3 separate regions of the Homo sapiens genome follow, and all the other regions are linked to region 2. A link is a loop called in an ENCODE intact Hi-C map of the cell type or tissue named here. Cell type or tissue: GM12878. All regions are shown on one strand.

Region 1 (8,000 bases), 91 kb after region 2:
TCAAGCGATCCTCCCACTTCAGCTTACGAGTAGCTGAGGATTTATATTCTTTTGCATAGCTCAACCCCAGGAAAAACCTGAAAGATAGTATCTCAAGCTCTGATGCTGTGGTTGAGTCAATTTGGTGAATAAATTTCTCTAAAGAGGATGGGACATAACTCTCAGTTGTGTAGCTGAGTAACAGGAAGTAAGACGTGATTTGGAACAATGATAAAAAGGACATAAATTAATGAAGAGGACTATTTTTAAAAAAGGAAAAAAAACCACTAACAGTCAACAAGTCCATAATAACCCTAATAGTTAACAATAATCAATAAGGAGTTTAGAAAAGCCCCAGTCCTAAAGAAAAGGATCGGATACATTAAATTCAGAAAAAATAGGCTTTTGTCGACTATTTACACACAACAGAATTCATATTAGAATATTATTTTTTAAATGCTCTCAACAGGCAAAATGAAAAATAAAACTTCCCCCACCCCCTCTTTGGCAAATGGAAGGAAATGTCCTCAGCAGACTTATTCAGAGGGTGTCCCTGGTCTCAAGGTTCTGTCTCTTGGGGCATGTGGGTCCACTAGCCACACAATCCAAACATACTAGAAACATACACAGGAAAATATAACCCAGGCTGTTTTCTCCAAACCTAGAGCTTCCATGAAACCACTGTGAGCCATACACAAGGATCACATCACTTCCCCAAATCACACATTTCAAATTATAAAAACAGCCTAGAGAGAAGTTTCTCCCTCCTGATTTGAAAGAGAGTCACCTCTGGTCAATCCTTATCCACTTCTTTTGTTGGTTCCTTCTTTTCTTGGCTATCTTTTAAAATAGAAGTCTCCTGTCCTTGACTTTCTTCTCTGTCACCAACCCCTCCCTTGAAAACCTCATTCTCATTTGCTTTTGTATCTCCAGTGTAGAAAGACCTCTCTCCTGAACTCCAGACTCATTGTACACAAGTGTCTACCCTTCCTCCAGCATATTTCTCAGATATCTGAAACCTATCACATCCAAAGGTGAACTTCTGACTTCTCCCCAAACCTCCTCCTTCTAAATCTCAGTTGATAGCAACTTGAAGCTTCCAGATATCCATGCCAAAAACCTCAGAGTTCTTCCTAAGTCTCCTCTGTCACATCTAGCATTGGTTCTACCAGGAAATTCTGATTCAAAAATTATCCAGAATGTGACCATGTCTCACCACCTCTGCTGCTGAACCACCCTGATCTGTATCTTTCCTGGATTATTGCAACAGCCTCCTAATCTTTTGAAAACATTACTCAGATCATGTCACTCCTCTGCTGAAAACCCTGCATGGTTCTGGTTCCATATTTCTTTTTTTTGTTTGTTTTTGAGATGGAGTTTCACTCTTGTTGCCCAGGCTGGAGTGCAATGGCACTATCTTAGCTCACTGCAACCACCACCTCCTGGGTTCAGGCGATTCTCCTGCCTCAGCCTTCCAAGTAACTGGGATTACAGGCACCCCCCACCATGTCTGGCTAATTTCTTGTATTTTTAGTAGAGATGGAGTTTCACCATGTTGACCGGGCTGGTCTCAAACTCCTGACCCCAGGTGATCCACCCGCCTCGGCCCCCCAAAGTGCTGGGATTACAGGTGTGAGCCGCTGTACCCGGCAGGTCCATATTTCACTCAGTAAAAATGAAAGTTCTCAGAACCTTCCATGGTCTGGTCACCCTCCTTGTTACCTCGCTGATGTCATTTCCTACAGCTCTCCCCCTCTCCTCCAGCTCTCCACCCATACCAGCCTCCTTGGGTGTGTTCCATCCTAGGGCCTTTGCACTGCAAATAATCCTTTTCATTCTGGTCACCTGCATGCTCTTCACTCAGGTGACCACGTGGCTTACTTCCTCACTCCCTTCCAGTCTTTGCTCAAAAGTCATCTCCTCAATGAGACCTACTCTGACCACTGTTTTTAAAACTGTAGTCTTCCCACTATATTCCCAATTCCCTTACCCTGCCTTACTTTTTGTTTCCCTGAGAACTTTTCATCTTCTGATATACTGAATAATTTACTCATTTACTATCTGTCTCTGCTTGCTAAACTGTAAGCACTGCCAGGTCATGGAAATTTGGCATATTTTATTCACATAGTAGGTACTCAATAAATATTTGTAGAATGAATGAATTATTGATTGACTTGGCTCCTGGCGTTAGTATTCAGCAATCCTATGGGGGGCAGGGAGTCCCGACAATCCTGCTGTGTCATAAGAAGGGTGTATTGCATTTAAAAGACTGAACAAGCATCCTCTTCCAGTAAGGAGCACTGGGCTTTGTACCTCTGCAAGCCCACGCCTTGTCCCTGCTGGCTTCTCCCTCCTGGCCCCAATGCCCACTTGCCTTGTCAAGTACCTGGCCACGCCAATGGTAGTCCTGGGTAAGCTCTGCCTCATATCAGTCTGCTTGGGCTCTGGCACCTTCTGCCACCCAATCCAACCCAAATTTATATAATTCAACAATACCAGCTGACCTTGTATGCTGTGGTCAGTCACTGGTCTAGCGCCAGGCTTCAGTAGGTAGAGGCATGTGTTTAGATCTGGTATCTTTAATTTTAGATATGGTGTAATGTACATCCCCATCACTGCCTTGGAACCAAAAGGAAAGGACAGTGATACCAAACATAATGACACCTTATAGCCTAGCTCCTTGAGGGCCATTTCACAGCCCTCCTATCTTTAGAATTGTAAAATGCCGGCCGGGCACAGTGGCTCATGCCTGTAATACCAGCACTTTGGGAGGCCGAGGCAGGTGGATCACAAGGTCAGGAGTTCAAGACCAGCCTGGCCAACAAGGTGAAACCCCATCTCTACTAAAACAATACAAAAATTAGCCGGGCTTGGTGGCATGTGCCTGTAATCCCAGCTACTCGGGAGGTTGAAGCTGGAGAATTGCTTTAACCCGGGAGGCGGAGGTTACAGTGAGCCAAGATTGTGCCACTGCATTCCAGCCTGGGTGACAGAGCAAGACTCAGTCTCAAAAAAAAGATTAAAAAAATTATAAAATGCCTATCCCTCAAAGTTGTAAGATTTGGTCGAGAAAGCTACAGATTCATTTCAGAATGAGTAGTCAGGGTGAGCCCCCACAGATTACTGAGAAAGCCATCAATCCCTGTCATCTCAGAACTGCTGATCATCATCTCATCTTTCTCTTTGCTCCAATTAACTCTTACTCTTTGGTTAAAACAACTAAGTTACGGGGGAATTAAAGGAAATTCTGTATTGACAAATACATGGGGCTGAACGGTGAATATATGCTAAGTAAGAAAACATATGTCTATTGGAAATTTAAGACTCTTTCCAGATGTTTACATAATTTACTTTTTCTTTCACTATACATGTAATGATTTAAAATGTTTTTTCCATGAAAGAATAAATTATGTTTAAATAGTAAAATGCCTATTGGCCTTGGGTTCTTCCAGGGAAGGCTACCAGTTCCCTTGGAGGTAAAAGCTAAGAAGTAACTAGAGGAGCAACATTGCTTCTGAGAACCCACACTGTGCCAGCCACTGTCATAGACATATGTCAGCTTGTTAGATCTTCAGAAGCACCATGAATGTTAGATGTTATACCTGTTTTACAGATATGGAAATGATGGTTTAGAGGGTGAAATAACTCGTCCAAGGTCACACAGCTAGTAAGTGGTGGAGTCAGGTTTTAAATCTAGGCAAGGCTATACTAAGTACCTGGATCATACCACACTTCTCCCCACTTGAGTCATGGGCTACTGCAGTTGGGGAAATGACTCAGACTTAGAGATAGTGCACATGTACATTCTCTGGAATAGTTCCTGGTATTGAGTAGAGGCTCATTGCATGTTAGTTTCTCACATCCTTTTCTCTAGGATGATTTCTGACAGCACATGAAGTCATGAAGGGGACACACATGAAGTGTGGCCTTAGATTAAAAGTGTGCAGTGTAATCATAATAATACCAAATAGTCCCTACTATTTGCCAGGTGCTGTACTATGTCATTTATGTGTATTAATTCATTTCATCATTTCAACAATCCCATGAAATACGTTCTACTTTTGTCACGCCGTTTAACACTTGCCAAGGTTTCACATTAGAGCTGGTAAATGAGAGAAATGGGACGTGAACTCAGGCAGTCTGTCTCGAGTCCAAGCCTTTAACCACTATGCGATACTGCCCACTAAATTATTAGCCTGCTGTAGTCTAGATACTGTGTACATATATATGTGTGTGTGTGTGTGTGCATATATATATATGTGTGTGTGTGTGTGTGTGTGTGTGTGTGTGTGTGTACTCCACCCTTGAGAATTGCGTTGATATGATTCTCTGGGTCCATCTTACAATGCCATATTATGATTCCACAATATGAGATTGTCCATTATCCTATTACAATGGCTTAATCAGACACATGCTATGAGCCAAGTGGTGGAGATGCCTTCAAAACACCCAAAGGAGTTGGCCAAAGCCGAAGAGGTTGACTTACAGCCCCACCACTCTTCAGCTCCAGGCACTGCACTGGAAACATGCACAATAAGGGAAAATTGACATTGCAATTTGAGTTGCAGATTGTACTGATGGTGTGGTTTGAATAAATACCATGCCCTTTGAAAGTCTTATATTATTACGCTAGACACATGAGGGTTTTCCTATTCCTATTGCAGGCAATAGGCAAAAATCTATCTTCATAGCTGAAATCTGTTTTGGAATTCATTGCTGCCTTTCTGGAAAGACACTGTTTAATTCTGTCTCCTGGGTGTGTGACCCTATGGTCTCTACCTTCTTTGTAGATCTGTGAATAAAGCTCTTTGTAATGAGGCCACTTTTTGTGCAACAACAACAAAATGTTTCTGAGAAGGATGTTAGAGCCAGACTTTCTTTAAGTAGTGGTGTCTGGTGTTGTTTACTTTTAAAATAGTTTCTAGTGCAAGGGAGAATTGTGTCCTAGAAGAACTGTCCCAAGGAGCTCATGAACAGGAATAATGGTTTGTACCACTACTTTCTGGAAAGCAAACGGGGATTTTGATGTGAACCCAGAAAGGGGTCGGACCACATTGACATATATTTTCTGGTTTCTAATCTTACCTCCACTGCCATTATGCACTGCATTACACAACCCTCTACCCTAAGGCCCAGCCACCCTACAGCCTTTTATCAACTCACAGAATGGTCTCAGCACAGCATGAATCTAGATGAGGGCTTAGGGACCCGTGGGTGGCCAGACCTCAGGCTCTGGGCATCAACAGGCAGACCTCCAGTTCTGCCCTGAAATAGAATTATGATATCATTGTGAGCCAATCAAATTGCCTGTCTGAGTTCAGTCCTGGATGCTCTGGGGTGGTAATTCCCAGATGATTTGATCTATGGTATTTTCTAGTAGTCTAATTTGATAATGTCATTTAACTGAAAAATATGTCTCTCATTATTATTATTATTATTATTATTATTATTATTATTATTATTTGCCAGTGTAGAAGGAAGTTAAGAAAGGGGGATTAACTTTAATTTTTTTCAGTTTAATGGAACATATACTAAGAAAAAAATGTCTCAGTAAGTGATGCTCACCATCCACTCAATTGTCCAATCCAAAATTTTAACCGGGAGTTGTTTATGTGTCCTCTCTTTCACTCGCCGCTGATGTCCAATCGATCAGTAAGTCTTGTCCTGTCAATTTCTGAATTTGGCTATTTTCGTCATAACCACTGTTAAGATTCTCATTCAAGGCATATCAACCGTCCCTTGTCTGGACCAATGCAACAGCCCCAACACTGATGTCCTGCTCCCCGTCTTGCCTCTCTGTCTCCACACAGAGGCCAGAGAGGTCTTTGTAAATAACAAGTCATATTATATCACTTGCCTGCTTCAAGCTCTTCAGTGCTTTCCCTTCCCAACCAGATGAAAATTCTGATTCCTTACAATGGATGGCCTGAAAGATATCGCATAGTGCCTGATCCCTGCTTCTCTCATTGACCCCCTCTCTCTCCACTCACAACTGCATTCACAATATTCAGGCACATTAACCTTGTCCTTGCTTCAAAGCTTTTGCATTGATGGTCACTCTGCCTGGAATGCTCTTCTTCTAGATCTTTGCACAGCTGCCTCTTCCTTATCACTCAGGTCTAACTCAAATGGCACCTCCTCAAGGAGGAAAAATGCATATCATGCCAACTTGCACACTTGTAGAATTCCTGCTCCTGTGCTCCAAGTATAAATGCCATGAGGGTCGGGACAGTGCCAGTGCTGTTCCTTCCTTTATCTGCAGTGCATAGCACCATGTCTTGTTCAAAAGAGGTATTTAATAAATGAATGAATTAATTCATGGATCCCAGCTAATTTGGTTGTTTACTGCTGGGGAAGTTCTCTAGCATGATATGTAACAGGCTCTTATAAACTGCATTGCACTGCAGTCCTATGATGATAATAAAAAGCACACTGATCTTTAGTTGGTTTTGTTACAGTTTTAAAAATTTCTACAGAAAATGCACCTTCTTATTTCCTCCATGGCATGGGCCATTCCCACTGCCTTGCCTTTGGTATGGTTCTGGGAAAAAATAATAGCCTTCCTCATAGCATTGAGGGTAGAAGACAGAGTCAGCTGACCCATGGAACATAAAATATTCACAAAAATATTCACATGAGAGGGAGTCACAAAGCAGTGTCACTAAAATGTACAGAAATAAATCACTCCTGGTACATAAGCAATTAAGGATAGAAATTTTGCAGAGCATTTTGGAAAAGCACCTGTATTAGACAGGATAGGTAGGATTGTGCTGCAGTAACAAATGACACAAAAATCTCAGTGGATGAGCACAGGTTTCTTTTGTTTGTTGTTTTTCACACCATGGTACCTGTTCATTGTGGAAGGCTAAGAGACTTCCCATTCATTGTAGTGACTCTGGGACAGAGGCTTTATCTGAACATGGGGTTCATGTTTGTTGAAGTGGGAAAAGGGAACATGGTAAAGTATGTACTAGCTCTTAAAGATTCTGCTTAGAAATGACACCTTTCATCTACAAAGAATTCAAACAAATTTCCAAGAAGAAAACAAATAATCCCATCAACAAGTGGGCAAAGGATATGAACAGACATTTCTCAAAAGAAGACATTTATGCAGACAAAAGACACGTGAAAAAATGCTCATCATCACTGGCCATCAGAGAAATGCAAATCAAAACCACAATGAGATACCATCTCACACCAGTTAGAATGGCGGTCATTAAAAAGTCAGGAAACAACAGGTGCTGGAGAGGATGTGGAGAAATAGGAACACTTTTACACTGTTGGTGGGACTGTAAACTAATTCAACCATTGTGGAAGTCAGTGTGGCGATTCCTCAGGGGTCTAGAACTAGAAATACCATTTGACCCAGCCATCCCATTACTGGGTATATAGCTAAAGGATTATAAATCATGCTGCTATAAAGACACATGCACACGTATGTTTACTGTGGCACTATTCACAATAGCGAAGACATGGAGCCAACCCAAATGTCCAACAATGATAGACTGGATTAAGAAAATGTGGCACATATACACCATGGAATACTATGCAGCCATAAAAAATGATGAGTTCATGTCCTTTGTAGGGACATGGATGAAGCTGGAAACCATCATTCTCAGCAAACTATCTCAAGGACAAAAATCCAAACACCACATGTTCTCACTCATAGGTGGGAATTGAACAATGAGAACACGTGGACACAGGAAGGGGAACATCACACACTGGGGCCTGTTGTGGGGTGGGGGGAGGTGGGAGGGATAGCATTAGGAGATATACCTAATGTAAATGACGAGTTAATGGGTGCAGCACACCAACATGGCACATGTATACATATGTAACTAACCTGCACATTGTGCACATGTACCCTAAAACTTAAAGTATAATAAAAAAAAGAAAAGAAAAGAAATGACACCTTTCACTTTTACTCATACTTTAATGATCAAAGGAAATTGCATGATCACCCATAACTTCAAGGGATCAGGAATATATAATCAATACCATGCAACTGGAAGGAGACCTGG
Region 2 (8,000 bases):
TGGCATAATAAAGTCTATTATTTATATTAAGTGTATATAATTTTAGTGAAGAGAAAATAATGACTGCTATATATTTGACTGAAAGTGATTATATTTTAATCTAAAAGCCAAAGTGAGTGCAGTGAGCCCTGCTAATAGCCAGCCATGCCTGTGTAATTTGTAGAGAGTCACCTCTTTGACATGCTGTTTCAAGACCTGTATTGTCTTCTTTCGGCAATGCTTGGATTTGGAACATGGAGTCATAGCTGCAAATCCTAATTTCCTGCAAGGCCAAATGATGGTTCAAGAAACAATATTCCATGGAGTAACCTTGATTTCTGCAATTGTGTAGGTCAGAGTCAAATGCACTCATCTGATGTGATGACAAATTAGTTCAAGGGCTTTGGCCCACAAGCTGCCACTCAAGGAGTCAAGCATGAATTTGAGGCACAAATGGGCAGTTGTGTATGCTATTGCGGTCTGAATAAATAGCATTCAGAAGCACTAAATTGATTGCATACCCAGGAAAGGAGAAATAATTGGGCGAATGAAGTTTGTAGCTGGTTATTTACACACCAATGTGGATTTTTCAGTTGAGAGGCACATAATTATTACAGGTCCAGTGGAGGAGTTCTTGGAGAATAGGAATTACACATATTCATGAATAATTACGTCAGTCTCTTATATATTCCATTATCATTACACATTTCTTGCATTTATTATACTTCTCAAGGTATGTGTGAGCAAAGCTTGTAACACAAAGTACTTTCCTCAGGGATCTATAATGTTTTGGTATTTTGAGAATTTATTAATTCAATATTTTTATGGGCCCTAGGCATTGTAAGGAAAAATTCAGTTCAAAATGGTTTTGTTAGAATGACTGAGGAGGTGTAGTTCAAAGATTGAGGTTAAGTCCCAGTAACTGTGTGACCTTGAGCAACTAAGTCACTTTAGCTGTGTAAGCACCATTTTCATCACCTACAAAATGGAATGCTGCCTATCTCATTGGGTTGTTGAGATAATGATATATCATTGCATCCAAGATTGCCTGGTGAACTTAAAAGCCCAGTTGCACTAGATTATCATTGTTTTACGTTTGGTGGAAAGGGACAGCCAGTTGTTTAACATTGCTTGATTCCCGTTGACTGTACCTGCACTGGGCTACCTCTGCTAAGGGTGTCTGTTGGGACTTGGGAAATTTTGATGTGACTGAATTGTGAGATGATATTATCACATGTTGAGAACAGAGAACAACCCAGTCTTTACCACTTGGTGGGGACTGATGCCCATGATGGTGCTGGCTAGTTAGAATGTCAAAGCTAGAGTGGTCTCCTGGGGCTTCAACCACCTAGCAGATAGCTCGTAGTCTAGTGTTTCCCAAATGGTTTTGCAAAGAATTCCAGTCCTTTGGAAGCAGAATTTTATGGCTCAACAAGTTTGGTAAATGCTGTATGTGCTGGCTCCCTCTTAGAGCTAGCATTATAAATGTGTATGTGTGATATAAGTTGTGCTTTCTGAAATATAGAAACTAGCCCCATCTGGCTATTTAACTACAAACTAATTAATAAAATAAAAAATTCAATTTCTCCATTACACTAGCTACATTTCAAATGCTTAATAGCCATATGTGGCTCATGGCTGCCATATTGGAAAGTACATACATAGAACATTTCCATCATTGCAGAAAGTTATGTTGGACAGTGCAGAAAAGGCTCTGAGACCTCTTGCAGCAAAATTACTTATTTAACTTTGTTCATTTCTCAAGCCTTTTAGTACCCAGCAGAGTTGCCATTCTGTAAGACACTGTTTAGAAAATATAGTTTGGCATCCTTGGAGAGATGATTTTTTCTGCCTGAGTATGGTGTTCTAGGAATCTGCTCTGCAGCTCCTGTATCTTTGCAGCTTTTCAAATCCTGCTTCTGTTATGACCACAGTCATATTTATTTGTGTTCTTGTCCATGATGAAAGAGAATTATTTTGCTATTATAAGACATATCCCCCGATGCTTCATATCTCTGTTAAATCTTCCAATAGCCAGTGTTCCCTCGGTTATAGACACAGAACTTCAGGGTTGGGAGAAATCTTAGAAAGCATATAGTTCAATTTTTTTTATTCTTATTTTTGAGACAGGGTCTCACTCTGTTGCTCAGGCTGGAATGCAGTGGCATGATCACGGCTCACTGCAGCCTTGACCTCCTGGGCTCAAGTGATCCTCCCTCCCCAGCCTCCCAAGTAGCTGGACCACAAGTATGCATCACCACATCCAGCTAACTATTTTTTAAAAAAATTTTTATAGAGACAAAGTCTCACTGTTTTATCCAGGCTTGCCTCGAACTGCTGGGCTCAAGCGATCCTCCCACCTCAGCTTCCCTATGTGATGGGATTACAGGTGTGAGCCACTGCACCTGGCCTAGTTCAATCTTATTTTACTTATGATACAACTGAAGCCCAGAAAGATTATATGACTTTCCCAAGGTCACTCAGTTAATAGGACAGTTCATACTCCAGATACCTATTTCTTATTAATGCTGTTGGTTCCTCTCTTCACAATATGAAAAAAAGCAATTATTAATGGACTAGGATTGTGTCAATGGTTATATGAGTTTTATCTCTAGTTAGAAATCTTGCCTATCTTTGTGAGAGTAGGCTCTGAATAAATGTACTCTGTATTTCTTAGCCTAATATGTATTTGCATGTTCTGACTCCATAGAACCCATCAGTGAATACATCACTCTTCACTCAATTCCTTCCCACTGCTTTGTGAGAAAGTCTTTGATGATTTTCTGCAAACAGCCAATAGTATCTTCTTGAGTTTTCATCTACTTTTGTACCCACTTAGTGCTCCTTTGATTAGAGATTCTAACTACAGTATCTGCTTTTCACTTTTTGGGACATGGAATATAAAAGTGGGTGGAAATTGCAATCTGCATAATGGAAGAAAAATTGCACTCCTACTAGTTTATAGAAAGGTTGACATTTGCTGTGAAGCGTTCAGTTCCCGGGTTCTGGTCAGATATGCATTTCTGTGCTCACCACTGTGGAGAGGAAGGTACCACATGGGGGTGTCACGTAGGTTGTAAAAGGAAGACGGTTGTCTGTCAGGGTAGTGTCCCAAGAGAAACTGCCCTATTACGGCTGTGATCTGGAATGAATATACTTCTGGCACCTTTACTAGGATGTCAGTGGGAAAGTCCCATTAGTCATCTTTGCCAGATGGGGGCTTCCGGACACCTCCGCATGGCTGTACATGTCTGTATTAATAAAAACACTGAAGCCACATGGGTTTTGGCCACACGTCTCATCCTGTCGACCCTCTGGCCCTGCAAGGATTACAAAGAGGGAAATAAGTCATGGAGCCTGATCTTTGAATGGTTTTACTTTTGAAATGTGGGAGATGTTATGTTCACTATTTCTCTTGGGATAAACCTCCAGAGAATTTGGAGCTTTAAGGGCAGAGCCCACTTTAGGCTACCCTGGGAGCTCTGAAAGAGGTGCCTTTCCAGGTGATTCTGATAAGCTCTGATGTTTGAGAATCACTGCTTTGAAGAAATCACTCATTTTCTCAGGATGTCATCAGCCCAATAAACAGTGATACAACTTAATTGACATCAAAAAGAATGATACCATTATCTTTGTTTTGACTTCACTGAATTCAAATTTTGCTCTTCTTCATACAGAAGCTGGTATGAACATCCTGGTTAATGACCGCATACTATAGAAGAAGCCCGTTTTGTTTTTCTGCTGCCTGCTTGTGGTGTCACTTTCTGTTCTATTACATGTAACCAGAGTCAGAGGAAATTCTGGCTCAAGATAGAACCCAGAGAGTAAAGTCCCCTGAACTTTTTCTTCCACTGGGTACTCCGCCGGCGATGAATGATCAGGTATTAGGGCAAGCCCTAAAATGCATGCCCAGGACCAGACCCCTTGCTCTGTTCTCTCCTGCTCCGTGGAGGTGATGTGGCTGTTAGTGGAGTTTGTTGTTACGGGTGGACTTGGTCAGTAGGAGCTGCTATGGTTTGAATATGTCCCCTAAAGTTCATGAGTTAAAAATTGAATTGCTGGCCAGGTGCAGTGGCTCATCCCTGTAATCCCAGCACTTTGGGAGGCTGAGGTGGGTGGATCACCTGAGGTCAGGAGTTCGAGACCAGCCTGGCCAACATGGTGAAACCCCATCTCTACTGAAAATACAAAAAATTAGCCAGGCGTGGTGGCAGACACCTGTAATCCCAGCTACTCGGGAGGCTGAGGCATGAGAATCGCCTGAACCCTGGAGGCAGAGGTTGCAGTGAGCTGAGATCATGCCACTGCACTCCAGCCTGGGCAACAAGAGTGAAACTCCGTCTCAAGAAAAAAAAAAAATTGAATTGCCGTTTTAACAGTATTAAGAGGTGGAGCCTTTAAAAGGTGATGAGGTCATGAAGGCTGTGTCCTCGTTACTGGATTAATGCTGCTATCTGGGTTAATTATCTCGGGAGTGGGCTCCTGATAAAAAGTTAAGTTTAGCCTCCACTATCTCTGTCTGTCTCTTCTGCTCTTACCATATGATGCCCTTCCGTCAGTCATGGCATAGCAGAAGGTCCTCACCAGATGCATCCCCTCAATGTTGGACTTTCAGTCTCCAGAACTGTGGCCAAATAAATCTCTTTTCTTTGTAAATTACCCAACCTGTGGTATTCTGTTATAGCCACAGAAAATGGACTAAGAAAAGAGCCTATCTGATTGCCTGGATCCAGAGCTTTATCTGCAGTGGATGTAATCCTCTTCTAAGAGGGGAAGCTCCGTATAGAGAAAACAGCCCCAGGAAAAGAGCCAGGAGACCAGAGTCCTGCCTCTGACTCTCCAGTCAGCCAACTGGTGGTCCTGGACATGTGTGTTCAAGTCTCTAGGCCTCTCTTTCTTAACCTGTAAAATGAAGTTGGTGGTAGCGGTGCAAGTTAAACTGGATTTACTAAATCCAGTGGCCTCTTTGTCATTTTATTTATATATCAGCTATAACATTTAATATTGTTGATCATTTTCTCCTTAAAATATTCACCTTTTTGGCTTTTGGGTCACCATTTTCATGTTGGTTCAACAAATGTTATTGGATTAGGCATTGTCTTAGGGAGTGAGAATACATGTAAGACAGTTTTTGTCTTTGAGGTGCCCACAAGATATGTAAACATCATCTAACAATTTTTTTCTCTCTCTGCTCCTTCCTTCAAATCTCTATTTACTTCTTTAATTTTTGTTTTTGTTCTATAACTAACTGTCTTCAACTTCTCTGTATATCCTCCTTGGAAGATGGTACTCATCACCCTGGTTTCAACTACCATTTAGATGTTGTGGATTAAAAACTATTTCTCTTTAACCATGATTCACCCTCACTCACCCTTGAGTTATGAAGTTTTATTTATATCTGCATCCCAGTCATTTTTACCTGGGAATCCCTCTGGGATGTCCCATTCAAAAAACCATAAACCAAACCCATTTTACCTTATCCACTGCTTTCCTTCTGCTATTAAAACCCACTCCTCCTGAGTTTCCAATCCAGGGCATTGCCATCCATTAAGTCACTCAAATTAGAAACCTCAGAGTCATGTACCTCTTCCCTTTCTCTGCATCTAGTTGGGCACACAACTTTTAGAATCCACCTCTGATGGATTCTGATTGGCCTTTGTCCCCTTATTCCTATTACTCCCATTACTGCCCTAGTAGAGGCCCAGGTGAGTGCTCATTGGGATATCATCAATTTTAAAATGTCCTTCACATCCCACACTTTATCATCTGCAAAGCCAGGAAGCATCTTACAGGCAGCAGTCATGAGGGGGACACCATGGTCTGTGCGTGTGCATCCAGACTTGCAGAATAGGCATCAGGCACTTGGAAGAAAATCCCAGAAACAACAGTGGAGCTTTATAAAAACACAGAATGCTCCCTCCATTCACATTCTAGATAGCTTTTGAGTGGACAGTGCTTCAGAAGAGTCAGATTCTGAATAGAAAATAAATGTTAGAAATACCTTGACCAAATTATTTTGCTTATATTTTCCCATTTATGTATGTGCAAGGGTGATATATGATAAAAATCTGACAGTATAAGTATAAAGGATCCCTTTTAGTAAGTATAAAATACAAATTCCAAGTGATAAGAAACATTAGGTTATTGTTTAATTGGCAGACGTGTTCTTTCTAGAGGTGAATATAATAGTGGTGTGACATCATCAATGTCATCTTAGGCTTGAAAAAATACAGATAAAATGCAAAAATCTCTGATCAATCAATACTTTCATTACTCTTTTCAGCCCCTCCCACCTTCAGTGTCTTCTCTTCTGATCCGTTTTTCACGTTGCCATTGGCACACCCAGATCTGATTATATAATTCCAATACTTAGAAATATTCTGTATGGCAGAGGTGCATCAGAGTCACCTGGAGGGCTTGTGAAAACATAGATGACTGTGCTTTAGCCCCAGCCCCAGAGTTTCTGATTCCATAGGCCCAGGCTAGGGCTGGGCCATTTGCATTTCTAATAGGCTGCCAGGTGACACTGATGCTGCTGACTGCTCAGCGGCCACACTTGGAGAATCACTGCCCTTTGGTATAAAGTTCACACTCCTTTATGGCATTCAAGGCTCTTTCCCAAGGATCCTTGCTATACATCTGCAGCATCATTTTTCAGTGTTCTCACACACTTTATTCTCCATCATGCTTGGAATTCTCCATTCAGACCATGGAGGGTACTTCTTGATCTGTGATTTTTTTTATACACTGCCTGATAGCTCTTAAAAATTATTCGACTTTTAAGATACAGTCCAATAAACAAATTCTTCAGCAGAAAATATTTCTTTCAGCAGAAAATATTTCTTTTACTTATCTTTCCCAAAGAGGTAAATTTCAGGATGTTTATCTATTAAGATCAACTTCTAAGATAGCTAAGCTTACTGCTCAGGCTTTTCCAGTAATTAGAAAGATATTCTTTGGGGACCATCAGGTCACAAAGTTTGATGGGGTTTTCCAATTTTCTGGATTATCAATTTGGCAATCATCCCTACACTAAACACAGAATTTATTATGAGTCAATGGAGTCATTATTATGACAATTTTAAATATTTATAAGATGTTGTAAATATATATAGTACTGAAAAGCACTTTAAACTGCACCAAGCCAACAAAATCCTCCCTATTTCAATGTATTTATAGTTCAGGCTCATAAATAATATAACAAGATAAGAACTGTGGGAAGTGGGAGCATAGGCAGAGTGGGAATACAGGAGGGTGATGTTAAGGTGTGCTGTGAAGCAGACAAACCCTGAATTATGGCCTGCATTATGTCATGGCTTTTCCAGATGTGTGGTCTTTGACAATGGACCTACATTTGAAGTCAAATAAGGGTTTAAGCTGTATGTTTTTAGGGGGAGTTGCCACTTTGTTGATTTGTTTAAGTCATGGACTATTTCCTGAGTAGGAGTCTTTACCAGTTTTATATATTGTGCATGTATGTTCATGTACATACATACACAGACACATCTAGACTCACACACACCTAGAGCCACACACACACCCAGACACACACACACACACACGAATTCTTAATCCATAACAACTTCAGAAATGCAGAGTTAGTGGATGTAAGTATTGTCCTCTGGTCTGCTCAAGTTTCATGAATACAATTTTCATCCTTTCATTTATTCATTGAATGAACGCTGGAGTACATAGTGTATGCAAACCTTATGTTGACCCTTAACATGCAACAAATAATAAGTTTACACAATAATAAATGAATAAACAAATGCCTTTATAGAACTCAGAATACAACAGGAACAACTTAGAATACAATTATTATACCTGTCTACATTTCCAGCATTTCCAGAACCCTTTCCATGTGCCAGGCTCATGCTAGAATTTCCACACATTTTATCAGTTGACACAACTATGTAAAGTTGAGTACAATTATTATTCCTGAGGATATGGATTCCTAGGGAGGCTAAGAACCTCATCCAATATTACATAGCTTAACAGTTGTAGAGCCAAGATTTAAAGCG
Region 3 (8,000 bases), 72 kb after region 2:
TAAAAGAATTAAGCCATGAGTTACTCTCAGAAGTATTGCTATAAACATTTGACCTCTGCTACCATCCCTGTTGTAAGGACTCATTGAACACTTACATGTTGCATGGTGCGTGCTCATTAATTTTTCTATTGCACTAAAGTTAACATTCTACATAGATATCAAAATTATTCCTACTTCACGAGTCTGTATCAGAAAAAGATTTTCAAGACAAGTGCCATTGCTTATGACTTTTCTGAACATAGGTCATGGGAAATCTAATCAGCATCAAAACTATGCTAGCATTTCTCATATTTTATTTTGAAAGGACAGCAAATGATCTCAGGATGGTACTGGCCCATCTCTCCAAACACTCTCTGTTGTTGCATGATAGAAGAGTGTGTGAGAATTCAAATGATAATTCATAATGGATTTGAAGGATGTCTTCTTTCTTGGTGATGAGGGGCTAGCATAAAGGGAACTTGGTTGACTTCCAATCCTTGAAGCTATTGCTTCTGATTCACTTCTGTTAAGCAGATATTTTTGGATAATGATACTATAGGATAAATGCTGATTAGGTCCATTGTTAGCAGAGGGGAGCTGAGCTAAAGCAATTTGCAAGTTGTGACTGTAGTTGCTTGATGAACTATTGAACTAATTGCCTACATTGCTGAACTAACTAAAGAATTTCTTTAAGTTAGAGGATGATGACAGGGAAGAGACTATTTACAAATAGTGCTTCTTGTACAGCTGGGTAGAATTTAGGGTCATTCATTTATGTTCAGCATTTCCAAAGGTTAACAATATGAATCATACAACTGAAATTGGCATCACATGGCTTTAGAATGTCACCACATCAAACACGCAGCTGGCGTCAGGGAAGGAGGCCTGATGTCATTGTATGTTTGGCCTATATGTTTTCTTAACCCAACAGCTAGCTTCCTGTGAAACAGTACATCCGCATGGAATGTCTCCGTGGACTACACGTAGAGTTCAGGATACTTCTGCCATCTTAGTTGTGTGAGTGAGCCAAATCACACAGCCAAATGCCCATTTGGAAAATAGGTTCTGAATTTATACACATGAAAAACCAAGGGAAAAAGATTTGCCTATAGAGAGATCACACCAAGGATACTGAGCTGGGGATGATTAAAATAAAAGTGACATTGACCAGGTAAAATTCCATTTTAGGTGACTGTCGCTGTCACACAGTTCTAGTGATACATTTGCAGCAACCAACTTTGCAAGCTACAAAGGATCAGCCTTATGATCCAGATTTGGCCTTTGATTTGGGGGATGCTATTTGCATTATGGCACTCTTCCTGTGATGAGCTTTATGACTTCTTATTACCCAGTACATAAAACTCTGCTATTGCATTGTGATGACTATTCATTTTAATCTTGAAGAATTTATAACCTGACTCGAGGTGAGTGATTTAAAATAGAAAAACAACCAAAGACATATGTTACAAATACCAGTGCTTCCCCTGAGTTCTCTGAGGCTAGTGTTGGGCTCTCTTGAGGCCAGCATGGTCATGGTTTCTGCTCTACCACCTCTGTGCATCATGAACCTGGAGTGTCTATACCTTCCCCATGTTTAGAACGGACAGATTTGATGGATGAAGAGTCTCCAGCTAAAGTTTCCTGAGGGAAGGTTCTGTCTCTTATGCAGCATTATATAAATCTAGTGTCTGGCATGGTGCCTAATGTATAGTGGGAATATAAGTATTTTGATTGAATGAATAAACAAATATAGATGTGCACATGGGAAGTAGACCACACAGGAAAAGTTACTGTGTATTGATTCATTTGCTGACTAGCAAATAGGATGTTTGGAAATAAATTGGTCATATTGCTATTACCCTCCAAATAATCACATTATTTCTACAGATTGCAATATAGGCATAAGCATCATGTGAAGTAGGTATCCATTCTGATTATAAAAATAAGGTGGTGCCATCTGGGAAGTGAGGAGCGCCTCTGCCCGGCCGCCCCATCTGGGAGGTGAGGAGCGTCTCCGCCCGGCCGCCCCGTCTGGGAGGTGGGGAGCGCCTCCGCCCGGCCGCCCCGTCTGGGAGGTGGGGAGCGCCTCCGCCCGGCCGCCCCGTCTGGGAGGTGGGGAGCGCCTCCGCCCGGCCGCCCCGTCTGGGAGGTGTACCCAACAGCTCCGAAGAGACAGCGACCATCGAGAATGGGCCATGATGACGATGGGGGTTTTGTTGAAAAGAAAAGGGGGAAATGTGGGGAAAAGAAAGAGAGATCAGATTGTTACTGTGTCTGTGTAGAAAGAAGTAGACATAGGAGACTCCATTTTGTTCTGTACTAAGAAAAATTCTTCTGCCTTGGGATGCTGTTAATCTATAACCTTACCCCCAACCCCATGCTCTCTGAAACATGTGCTGTGTCCACTCAGGGTTAAATGGATTAAGGGCGGTGCAAGATGTGCTTTGTTAAACAGATGCTTGAAGGCAGCATACTGGTTAAGAGTCATCACCACTCCCTAATCTCAAGTACCCAGGGACACAAACACTGCGGAAGGCCAAAGGGTCCTCTGCCTAGGAAAACCAGAGACCTTTGTTCACGTGTTTATCTGCTGACCTTCTCTCCACTATTATCCTATGACTCTGCCACATCCCCCTCTCTGAGAAACACCCAAGAATGATCAATAAATACTAAAAAAAAATAATAATAAAAATAAAAAAAAATAAGGTGGTGCATCGAATGGCAAAGTGATTAGGAATCCCTTTGGACAGTTCATTCGTAAGGAATTTGATTCTGAACTTTAAATTCCTTCTGGTAAGGTGAGCTAGCTTGCTTTAGCTAACACTTGCTCTGCCTGATTCTTGCATATCTTGATGCCTCTGTTATAAAGCACAGTAGTGACTAAATCAGTAGAAAACACTGCAGCCACTCCATGGGTCAGGGGGCTGGAGGGGATGATATTTAAGGACCCTTCTGTCCCTGAATTGTTCTAAGCCTATTAAAAAACCAACAAAATAAGACAACAAAAAAGGAAAAAGCCCACTTCCAGAAGCAGTCTTTTCTGTGAAAAAAAAAAAAAAAAAATTAATCAATCTATTATTTGGCATCTTGTTGAAAAGGCACAGTTAAAAAAAAAGATTATGAGACAAGTTTTTTTAATTTGCATTTCTACAAGTTGCTTTGCTGTCATCTAGAAATGGCTCAAGCCTTATGTTTCGGATCTTAGCATGAGTCAGGAGGGGCTTAGCTTCTGCCCCCAACCCTTATCCACCTGCTGATGGTGATGGGGAGGCTTTTGCATTTGTTTCCATGTCAGCTGACCCTTGGGCTTGGGTTCTGGAGCTTGCAATGTCCCTCACAGGGACAGGGACTGATCCTGGAATTGGCCTGGCAGTGTACTCACCCAGCGGGGTGAACTCAGACAACCGACAACTTGGTGACTTCGACAGATGTTTTTGTCTCAAAGCCTTGGGCACCTTGCCCTGCTGTCTCGCATGCAGAGGGTGATGCCTGGCGCCCTGCCTGGTGCCACCAGGAATGAGTGTAGCCCCAGGGAGTACTGCCAAGTCATGTCGGTGAGCTGCTTTCTGGGGGCCAACTGGCCACTGGATAAATGTGTTGGTCGGCGTGTTCAGAACAGTCAGGGGTCACACTAGCTTAAGTATCTCACTGCTTTATGTGGCTGTAACTTCTAAGTCTATGTTCTGTGTTTCAAGCCATTTTGTTTATACATTGCATGTGCTTCATTGTGCAATTGTGGTGACTGAGGGGGTTCATTGGACAGAAGCCATAGGTTTCACGGTTGTGTCTGTAGCAAAATATTAGTGGGAAAACATGCTGCCCCGAGTGTATTCTGGTTCAACTCTGAAGATTGAAGTCACCTAAACAATAAATAAGAGATAAACCCTGCCAGTCAACAACAGATTACATAGACCCACTTTTGGTAAAGCATGGTGCAGTTGAAAAGCACTGAGCTTGTAGTCAGGAAGCCTCTGCATATTCTGCTTCACCATTTATAAGCTGGGCCCTTGAATGTTTTCAATGTATTTTAAATTTGGTCCTGTTCCTATTTTAATAACTTTATTTTGTATTGAAGTATCTCTCAAATTAAAAAGAAAATGAGTGAAGAGGTTGCAAATTTATCAGATTACTTAAGTCTTTGTGCCTCAATTTCCTTACCTGTATAATCGAGTTCATTTATTCATTCAATACACAGCCACAGCAGTTGAATATTTTCTCCCTGCTAGGCACTGGCCTGGGTCCTGGGGGTACAATGGGGAAGAAGACAGACTGGGTCCTGCTCCTGTTCCAGGGAACAGAGTCATTATTCAGGGACAAATCCCAGAGCAAAGAACAAGGTGCTCTTGCAGAGAAAAGAACCCAGAGTCATTGGAATATGGAGGCCAAAGAAAGTTATTCTGCTGGGACCTTAAGCTCCATCTAGAGGTGATGTTTTGCGCTGAGCTAAAAAGATGAGCTGGGATTCTGTCAAGACTTGGAGCAGGAGCAGGGTGAGTGCATTCTGAACAAAGGGGAAAGTGTGTTTGGTCACATGAGGCAATGAAAGAGTATCTGGAAACAGGGAGATGCTGCTCCTGGAGAAAGACAGAGTGGCAGAAGTGCGAAGCGCAGCAGCAGTGAGGTGTTGTGCCTGTACTACCTTACTTCACAGAGGTGCTGGGACCATCAACTATGACAACACTCTGCAGGCTAGGAAAATGATTAACAGAGGTTTTTTTGTTTTTTTTTTTTTCTGATTGTGAAAACAACAAGCATTACATTTAAGGCCAATGTGATTGACAGGATTTGGTGATAGAGTGCCATGGGAGCTGAGGAAGGAGAAACTGAGGATGAGTAGTCATGGATTCACAGACATTAAAGTGCAGATAGTTTTATTTAATTGTAGTTAATTTAGGAAATACACGTTAGTATTAAAAAAAAACAAACCCTCCAGAATCTCTCCCCGGAGAAAGAACTGTAACATTTTGATGTGTTTCTTAACACCTAGGTGTGATTCCTTGTTACTCTCTGTGATGTTTAAACTGAGACCTAAAGATTAAGAAGGGAGTGGTAGCAGAGACATGGGAGGTGCCTCCAGGCAGAGATGAGCTTGTGGAAGGCCCCGAGAGGGGAGAGACCGGCCTGTGGAAGGACCTGGAAGAAGATCAGGGGGCTGGAGTCGAGGGTGAGAGCAAGAGCAGTGGGATGAAGTTGCAGGTTGGCAGCCAGATCACATGGGACCTTGTGGGGCATGCCCAGCATTTGGGCAACTGGGAAGTTTGATGAGTTTTGACCAGGAAACTGATATGCCATGGTCTTTCTTTTCCCAAAGACCACTGATTGTGGGAGGCAGGTGTGGAAGCAGGGAGACCAGATACATTCTCGTGAAAGATTATGGTGGCAGTGGAGATAGAAAGCATTACATTTAAGGCCAATGTGATTGACAGGATTTGGTGATAGAGTGCCATGGGAGCTGAGGAAGGAGAAACTGAGGATGAGTAGTCATGGATTCACAGACATTAAAGTGCAGATAGTTTTATTATACTCAGATAATAGAAGTGAACTGTAGTTAAGATGTTTCTGATTTCCCCATATTTTATCAATGCTCTATCATCACTTATCACTGATTCTTGTGTTTTTCCACTTTAGGCCTTGAAGAAATGCATGTTGGTCGAGAAGATTGCTTTACTTATCCCCTTTGTTTTCTGCCCTTCCTTCTCTCTACCCCTAATTCCAGGAATTTCCATCCCTTTCTGGGTGCTGGTCAGAACTCATAACTCGGAGCCACACCCATGATGTGGCCTAAAGGGGAGGCAGAGGAGACTTGGATGAGCAGACACAAGACATCCCAAAATGTGCTGGACAGGCAGGGGAAGGGAAGTGCTGCCCTTCCTTCTGATGTGGAACCTGCCCTCCCCACTCCCACACTCTGGATGAATCTCTTGCCTCTCTTGATCTTCTAGGTTAAACCAATATCTGGAGGTAAAGCTGAGTTGCTGAAGGTCTCATGAGTAGATGAGAAAACCAGTCTTAGTTTTCTCATCTACTGAGAAATGAGAGAATGAACTCCAGTCAGCTTTAGAACACTGACAAAAGTCAAAGCTGATGGTTTGACATGGAGTTAATGTTGACTGGTTAGGATGACTGGCTGGTGGTGAACTGGAATGTTAGCAGTGGGTATCTCTAACTCGTGAGATTACAGGTGACATTAATTTTCTTCTTTGTAGGTCTGTGTATTTTACAAGTTTTCTGCAATGAGCACGTGCTCTTTAAAAAACCTGATGAAAAATCAGTTTTATTATTGCCATTGCTGTAAAATTATATATACTTCTCAAATTCACCAGTTTTAATAACTATGTGAAATGTGTTTAATTTTAGGGAAAAGATGGCTTAGTTTTTATTGAAAGGAATTACCATTCTGTTTCTTTTGAATGACAGAGCTGAGAGCCCCTAAAAATAGATTGCCTATTTGTAAATCTGCCTTGTATACTTGGAAGTTTCTAAGAAAATGCAAATTGAGATTTTACTCAAAATGTTTAAAAATATAAGTAGTAGGCCAGGCATGGTGGCTCAGGCCTGTAATCCCAGCACTTTGGGAGGCCGAGGTGGGCGGATCACGAGGTCAGGAGATTGAGACCATCCTGGCTAACACTGTGAAACCCCGTCTCTACTAAAAATACAAAAAATTAGCCAGGCATTGTGGCGGGCACCTGTAGTCCCAGCTTCAGGAGGCTGAGGCAGGAGAATGGCGTGAACACAGCAGGCGGAGCTTGCAGTGAGCCAAGATCATGCCACTGCACTCCAGGTGGGTGACCAGTGAGACTCTGTCTCAAAAAGAAAAAAAAAAAAAGAAAGAAAGAAAAAAAATAAGTAGTATATCTAAGAACTTTAACCATATGACTATCATATATAAGCTGTGGCATATGTGTGTATGTGTATACACACATACTTATATATATACACACACACACACAATATACATTTACATACATAAAATTTACATATATAATATACATTTATACATATATGAAATCTTTGTATCACCCACAGAATTTAACTTAGTACCAGAATATTAGTTTTAGTATCTCAATAATTGGTAAATAATTGTTGGAAGTATGTGCTATTCTGGATTTTACTTATTAAAAATGGTAGGAAATGCAAATGACAGGAGGGAGCTTACTTTAAGTTTTTTTTTTTTTTTTTTTTGAGACAGGAGTCTCTGTCGCCCAGGCTGGAGTGCAGTGGCACGATCTCGGCTCACTGCAAGCTCCGCCTCCCAGGTTCACGCCATTCTCCTGCCTCAGCCTCCTGAGTAGCTGGGACTACAAGCACCCGCCACCACACCTGGCTGATTTTTTTTTGTATTTTTAGTAGAGACGGAGTTTCACCATGTTAGCCAGGATGGTCTCGATCTCCTGACCTCGTGATCCACCCGCCTCAGCCTCCCAAGGTGCTAGGATTACAGGAGTGAGCCACCGCGCCCGGCCAAAGTTTTTAAGCTTTTTAAAAACAGCTGTATGTTTGGATGAAAAAAATCAAGTAGGTACAAATAAAAGGACTTGATATAAGAGCAGTACATCCAGAAAGGAGATAGAGGCTTTAATTTACTAAGATCTCAATATGATGTAATGATTAAAAATAAAGAAATATAATTTTAGGCTGCATTAATATAATACAGTATCTTCAACAAGCGATATAGTACTTTTCACTTAAAAACAAGCCCTGTGTAGGCCGGGCATGGTGGCTCATGCCTGTAATCCCAGCACTTTGGGAGGCCGAGGTGGGCAGATAGATCACTTGAGGTCAGGAGTTCAAGACCAGCCTGGCCAACATAGTGAAACTCTCTCTACTAAAAATATAAAAATTGGTCAGGTGTGGTGGAGCATTCTTGTAGTCCCAGCTACTCAGGAGGCTGAGGCAGAAGAGTCACTTGAGCCTGGGAGGTGGAGGTTGCAGTGAGCTGAGATTACACCACTGCACTCCAGCCTGGGCAACAGAGACAGAATCCGACTCAAACACAAAGAAAGACAACCAAAAAACCC

What was found. Hi-C counts contacts between places; a loop is a spot of excess contacts. Peaks named below come from ENCODE experiments on the same cell type or tissue, not always from the same donor. Only the 100,000 strongest peaks of a DNase experiment are listed, where the experiment ranks them.
Region 1: a loop joins it to region 2, with 6 times the contacts of the local background. A loop is called at or near these places in 2 of 110 quality-filtered maps.
Region 3: a loop joins it to region 2, with 2.1 times the contacts of the local background. A loop is called at or near these places in 3 of 110 quality-filtered maps.

What each region holds. Positions count from the first base shown.
Region 1 is chr13:42,494,245-42,502,244 of GRCh38, forward strand. No RefSeq gene overlaps it. Among named protein-coding and RNA genes, the nearest start is that of LINC02341, 73 kb to the left of the region's middle. RefSeq lists an enhancer at 1,783-1,882. In GM12878, a CTCF peak has its summit at 4,483; DNase peaks (open chromatin) are centred at 3,122 and 3,747; H3K27ac peaks cover 4,194 bases.
Region 2 is chr13:42,402,780-42,410,779 of GRCh38, forward strand. No RefSeq gene overlaps it. Among named protein-coding and RNA genes, the nearest start is that of LINC02341, 18 kb to the right of the region's middle. RefSeq lists enhancers at 2,807-4,006, 3,100-3,509. In GM12878, a CTCF peak has its summit at 3,037; DNase peaks (open chromatin) are centred at 3,152 and 3,732; H3K4me3 peaks cover 1,089 bases; H3K27ac peaks cover 5,262 bases.
Region 3 is chr13:42,474,328-42,482,327 of GRCh38, forward strand. All of the region lies in intron 3 of LINC02341 (long intergenic non-protein coding RNA 2341), which reads left to right. Among named protein-coding and RNA genes, the nearest start is that of LINC02341, 53 kb to the left of the region's middle. In GM12878, a CTCF peak has its summit at 4,399 (motif pointing left); a DNase peak (open chromatin) is centred at 4,434.